Linked DNA regions of Homo sapiens: region 1 is linked to region 2. Evidence: chromatin contacts called from ENCODE Hi-C data. All regions are on one chromosome and are shown on one strand. The core of a region is the stretch at or near the end of the contact, and the rest is flanking DNA. Distances in the headings are between cores, read along the strand shown. Region 1 overlaps FRK (fyn related Src family tyrosine kinase). Region 2 has its middle 170 kb from the start of FRK.

Region 1 (2,970 bases), core at 151-2,650, 120 kb after region 2:
GAGGAGTTTCACTTTTTACTCTGCATTCTTCTCTATAATTTGGATGTTTATAATAACATGTAGTTGTAGATTACTTTAAAATGTATTTAAATATAAAAAATTAAAAGAGGTCAATCAGGAACATGCTACAAAAATTTACATGTTGTAAAGGTCTGGACTAGAAACTTTGGCACTTAGAATTGATAGATACAGGAAAAAATCCCAAAGGAATATAAAACAAGTGATTATGAATGAGCAGCGAAACAGATGGAAGAGACGATGTGACACCAGGATTTCAAATCTGAATGACTAAAGGACAATATGTCCTGCAACATGTCAGAAGGCAGAGTATAATAACAGTTAAGAGTGACAGCATCTCATTAGGAAGTTATTTAACCTCTCTATGCCTCAATCTCCTCATTTGTAAGTGAGAATAATAATAATTTCCTTATAGCCTTGTTTCAAGATTAAGAAGAATGCTGCATGTAAAGTGCTTTATGTCTCGACACATTCATGCTCAATAAATAGTAGAGATTTTAAGATAATTAATTGAAGGCAGATATTATCAATTTTGTTTTAGGCATGTTGGATTTGAGGTCATGCTGGGACACGAGTGAATATGTGAGCATGACCTTATTTCTTTGTTTGTATTAACAGTTTCATCCCAAGTGACTCTTCTGTCCTGCCTGCTGTTCTGGACTAGGACATGCTGCCACCAGGTGGCAGTAGGCCATTTTACTAATCCAAAAAGGGAAAGGAGAGCTGTCCTGTGATTAACTGGACGTGCTTTATTTTATGAAAAAGGCAGTGAGCCTTAAAAAAAAAAATTGCAGTATAAATGAATATCAACATTTACATAAGATAAATATCTTAAATATTAATCAAAATTTAGGGAAATCAACATGTAAATAGATGTGTTACCTCAATTAAGGTTTTGTCATTTCATCTAATAGAATCTTATTGTGCCTCACTGACGTGTACAAACTAGGTTCCTAGGTAACTCATAATTCTTATCAGATGAAGATAATTGCCTCTTACACTTTTTAAAGAGAAAACTCATGCCCAGCAACTGATGGCTAGGATTTACAAAAGTTAACATATGACTTCTTTTTATAATGTCTCCTTAAGACCAAGGCAGTCAGCCTTCAAGTACTATAGACAGATCCTAAAAAAATAAACTCTTAAGACTAGTTCCAGGAAAAAAAAAAAACATCCTTCCAGAAAATGCAGAAAGGAAACTGGGTCGATCAACTTGGCCTAACCAGTCATAGGGAAAGTAAGCTAGGATGATTTCCCTGTGGGAGCTCAGGGTTAGCAGTGTCTTTCATGTTTTCATCACAGTTACACATGTTATAATGGGTAAAACACCTATTGTCCTCATGAATGTGACTTGGCAGGCATCGCTGTCACCCACATTGGCAAAACACCTTCAATTTGCAGGGCACACTCATAACCACATTTAGTCATTTATGGTATCTAAATGAAAGGCTTGATTCATGCCCCTTGAACTATTATGGTTCGGTATGACTCACCTGCATCTACCTGTGTTTCCACAACACTATGAAGAAAATCTCTGTGAGAGTTCTTCCTGTCAAGGTAATTATTTCCCTCCCTTTCCACAAAACCTTCTTCGGCTCAGTATCCCCTTGGTTCCCAGGAAGTTAGCCCTGCTACTCTTTCCCACTCACATGGAATGATAAGGACAAAGAAAAAAAATAATGCTCGCAATTATTTTGTTATTCATTCCTTCCTTTCCATTTCCCTCACCATAACCCTTGTCTAATTCAACATCGCCTCTTGGATTATGGAAATATTTTACTGCCTGTTCTCTTTAACATTAACAATTTATATTTACTGATCACATAAAAGGAGGCAGGCACTGTTGCTACAAGCTTTACATGCATTTATCTCAGACTCTCCCCCTTGCTCACACCACCACCACTAGATTTATCATCTCCCCACATACACATAAATAAGGGGTATTTTGCTTATGGAGTAAAACCTCTATTAACCTGGAAATTCAGGCCTTCCACCATCTGGACACAAGCCACTTCTTCAACTTTATCCTCCCTATATCAGCCCTCTGTTCTAGCTAAATTCACACTGCTATCACTACTTATACTGGCAATACTAAAACTTGACTGCTCAGAATTCCTACAGTATTCAGTGACTACTCCTCTGTTTTGATATGTAGCATACAAAAGCTAGCGATGCATTTTAAATTCTTGTTTAGATTATTCTTTGTTTACACTTGAAGCTACAGACCTCCCCAGCATAAGGACAGAGTCTGATAACTTCACATATCTGTGGCATGAAGCACTGGCCACATGCCCTGTGGAGCTGTTAAATAAATACTTGTTGATGAAACATTAATACATTGTACTTCAATTTGGGCATTTTATATAGTCTTCTGGTTTATACTGAACATTGAACTTTAGATAATGCCTGTGTTTTTGTGTAATCTTTTATTTGAGCTTGCCACATAGCTTGCAGTATAAAGTGTTTATGGGAGAAGGCTTATCTGCTATGGACCAGTTGCAACACAGTTTCTAATGTTAATTGGCCTTAGACCACAGATTTCAATCTGACCTCTCTCTTTTCCCCCAAAGAGAACACTTTCATGTGAATGTAAAGATCAAAAATGAAATTGATTTTTCTGTCCTTTAAAACACAAGCATATCAGGGCTGTACACATGTAAAAAATTTGTGATAAAGTGACAATGTCAAATTAAGTATCAGAGGTAGGACTTGCAGTCACATAGAAATCCTTTGCTTGGGTCATTTGATAAAGCTTTTTTGTTGCTGTTATTCACCTTTATAGTCATCATAAATGAGAAATTTTGAAGGAATTTCTTTAGAGGGGAAGTCAGGTGAACTCATTTGTGCTTTCTTCACTGGGGGAGGTGACTATTTATAAAAGAATCTTGTTATAGTCTGAATCCACTTCCCTGAGTCTGGTAATCAAAAGTATGCAATTCCTCACAAGAAGTT
Region 2 (3,092 bases), core at 513-3,012:
ATCTTTATGTCTAGCTAGGGGATTGTCAATACACCAATCTGCACTCTGTATCTAGCTCAAGGTTTGTAAACACACCAATCAGCACCCTGCGTCTAGCTCAGGGTTTGTGAATGCACCAATGGACACTGTATCTAGCTGCTCTGGTGGGGACTTGGAGAACCTTTGTGTCCACACTCTGTATCTAGCTAATCTAGTGGGGACGTGGAGAACTTTTCTGTCTAGCTCAGGGATTGTAAATGCACCAATCAGCGCCCTGTCAAAACAGACCACTGGGTTCTCGGTAAAATGGACCAATCAGCAGGATGTGGGTGGGGCCAGATAAGAGAATAAAAGCAGGCTGCCCCAGCCAGCAGTGGCAACCCGGTCCATCCCCTTCCATACTGTGCAAGCTTTGTTCTTTCGCTCTTTGCAATAAATCTTGCTGCTGCTCACTCTTTGGGTCCACACTGCCTTTATGAGCTGTAACACGCACTGGGAAGGTCTGCAGCTTCACTCCTGAAACCAGCGAGACCACGAACCCACCGGGAGGAACAAACAACTCCAGACGCGCTGCCTTAACAGCTGTAACACTCACCGTGAAGCTCTGCAGCTTCACTCCTGAGCCAGCGAGACCACGAACCCACCAGAAGGAAGAAACTCCAAACACATTGGAGCATCAGAAGGAACAAACTCTGGACTGGACACGCCGCCTTTAAGAACTGTAACACTCACCGCGAGGGTCTGCGGCTTCATTCTTGAAGTCAGTGAGACCGACCCACGAATTCCGGACACAGCACATCCCCCATGCAGGCATCAATCCATACATACAGATAGAGTGTTGATAGAATAGTGCCTCCCGCAGCCAGGCCTTAATCGCAGATAGACATACACATTCATGGACACACATTGCCGCATGTTGATACTTGCAGAGGTATTCATACATGTGCAACCACACCTGTCTTCATTCAATAGGACAAGAATAGCACTTCCTTAAATCTCTTCCATGGGCCACTGCTCCCATGAAATATTTAAAGCCAAAGAAATGTCCAGTGGATACTATTCCCACGAGCAAATATACTAGGGAATACTGTGCAATAATCCCCACTTCTTAGAGTTTCTCAGTGTGCATTAGCCAGCCCTTCATTAAAGCAACACATGTTAATTAGTATCACTCCATATTTCCCACGTTTATTTATTCTTTTCTTCTACTCCTTCTATTCCTGAAACACTTTTGGATACGTGAAAAATGCTAAATCACAGGTTTTATAGCCATTACGGACTAAGATGAATAAGTGGAACAAAAGCAGAAGAAAGGAAAGAAATATATTCTAGCTATTCATAGACTGTGAAGTATGGACAGAATAACTCAAGAAAACAAAGTATCTATCATGAAAACAGTATGAAATCTGCTTAAAACACATTTAAGTCAAGCAATTTTTAAAGTTATTTATTTTAAAAATCTTGTTCCTATAACCAGAAGCTCTGTGTCAAAAAGTAGTTTGTTTCTGAAAACAGTCAGTGACTAAGATTATTGCAAAGAACTTAAATTTCAATGTATGTGAACTCCAGTGACAGTGAAGTTAAAAAAAGAAAACAAAGAGTGGGAAGATATTTCTCTCTTCAAAAAAGGAAGAAAGAAAGAAAACTTGCAGTGAAAATTCTGAGAGGTAGGTAGAGTTTCTTTGAAATGAAGTATCAATTTTGTTTCTAGTTTCATGGCAAAAAAATAAAGTGAGTCTAAGAAAGTGTTTCCAGCAAAGCAGTAACCACAACCTTCTTACTCACCCATATGCCTGACTCATGTGGCTGAAGGATGAGTGTCATCACAGTGAGACATGATCTAAGGACATTCACAAATATAGGTCACACATACACCAGAAGATTTTAATAAGTAAGCAATTGAGAGAGAGAAAAGCCCAACATGTGTCTCTTTGAAACCATAAATGGAGAAGAGGGAGAGGACCAGAATTCATTAAGGACCAGTAAGGGTTGGAGAGAAGGTATCAAACTAGACAAAGACTGCTGTTTTCATTAACTTCTTTCACAGCATTATTCAAAGACATATTATCTTTAAAGTGTTTGGCTGTACTTCCATTTTGATAAATTTAAAAAGAGAGTTCTACTTTTTATTGTGAAAGCTAAAAATGGAAAAAATGATCAGTCAGGAATTCAGATTAAAACACATTTCTTATCAATCAGATGGCCCCAAGCATCAGGTGTCATCTGTGGTCCCACTCACTTATCACAGGTTCAGCCCTTGTGGGTTAATTAGGCAAACTTGCACACATGGAGTAATAAAAAAAAATCACAGGGTGAAAAAATGACCGTAGTATCCTTTGAGGCATTTCTCCATTTTCTACTGATAAGATCTTGATCATTATCCTTTGCACAGACCACTGAGCTACGGGCTGTCCACCAAGAATACACTGAATGATGAGGTCAGATTATTCTACACAGGCATGCTTCATGTTGCAGATATAATATTGAATCTTTCCAGCAACACAATATGTGGCCTTTTCCCATAGGCTATGAGTTTATCCTTCTATAAAAAGAGCATAATGCCTGGCCATCTGAATAGCTCACTTTGCTTCTTTGATTTTAATCAGTACTGTATATTTACCTAATTCCAGAGGCATTAATGGACTCACGTATAACATTGTTAGTGGCAAAGAGCAGGTCCATATAATTTGTTGCCCAAACTGAGATACTTCTGAGAGTGAAAGAGGAACTAGTAAGATTCTTGGGCAATGGGTGTAAAATGAGATTTTCCTGGACAGTTGGGGATGTATGGTGGCCTATAAAGAGGGGACTGAATCCCAGACCCTAACATTGTCTCGTACTTACAAAAATAACATGCGGAATTTCAGATCAAAAAAAGCCAGTTAAAACTTCTATTCTGGATAGTTCTGGCATTCCCCTCACTTCCTTTCTTTACCTGTTCCTTTACCTATTCCTGTACTGTCTGGCTATGATCTTATATTTAGACACTATACTTCATCCAAGTGAATCTTCCAATATTTTACTGAGTTTTAGTTAAAATCTCCATATAGTCAATTTAAAGTTCAAAGGGAGCATGATAAAAAATTCTAGTAACAAACATGTTTTCAAAAGAT

Evidence for each region. Hi-C counts contacts between places; a loop is a spot of excess contacts on that map. Pooled maps may share reads with other maps.
Region 1: a pooled map shows a loop between it and region 2 (10-fold over the local background). The contact joins two enhancer-like sites. A Hi-C loop is called at or near these places in 17 of 37 single-sample maps with no recorded cell type and 11 of 50 pooled maps.

The regions. Positions count from the first base shown.
Region 1 is chr6:116,010,296-116,013,265 of GRCh38, forward strand. The region is part of intron 1 of FRK (fyn related Src family tyrosine kinase); the gene reads right to left. Among named protein-coding and RNA genes, the nearest start is that of FRK, 49 kb to the right of the region's middle. Within about 2 kb of position 1,401, at least 9 of the 41 ENCODE cell types and tissues checked have a DNase peak (open chromatin) inside an H3K27ac peak, as active enhancers do.
Region 2 is chr6:115,889,534-115,892,625 of GRCh38, forward strand. No RefSeq gene overlaps it. Among named protein-coding and RNA genes, the nearest start is that of FRK, 170 kb to the right of the region's middle. RefSeq lists an enhancer at 1-369. Within about 2 kb of position 1,763, at least 2 of the 41 ENCODE cell types and tissues checked have a DNase peak (open chromatin) inside an H3K27ac peak, as active enhancers do.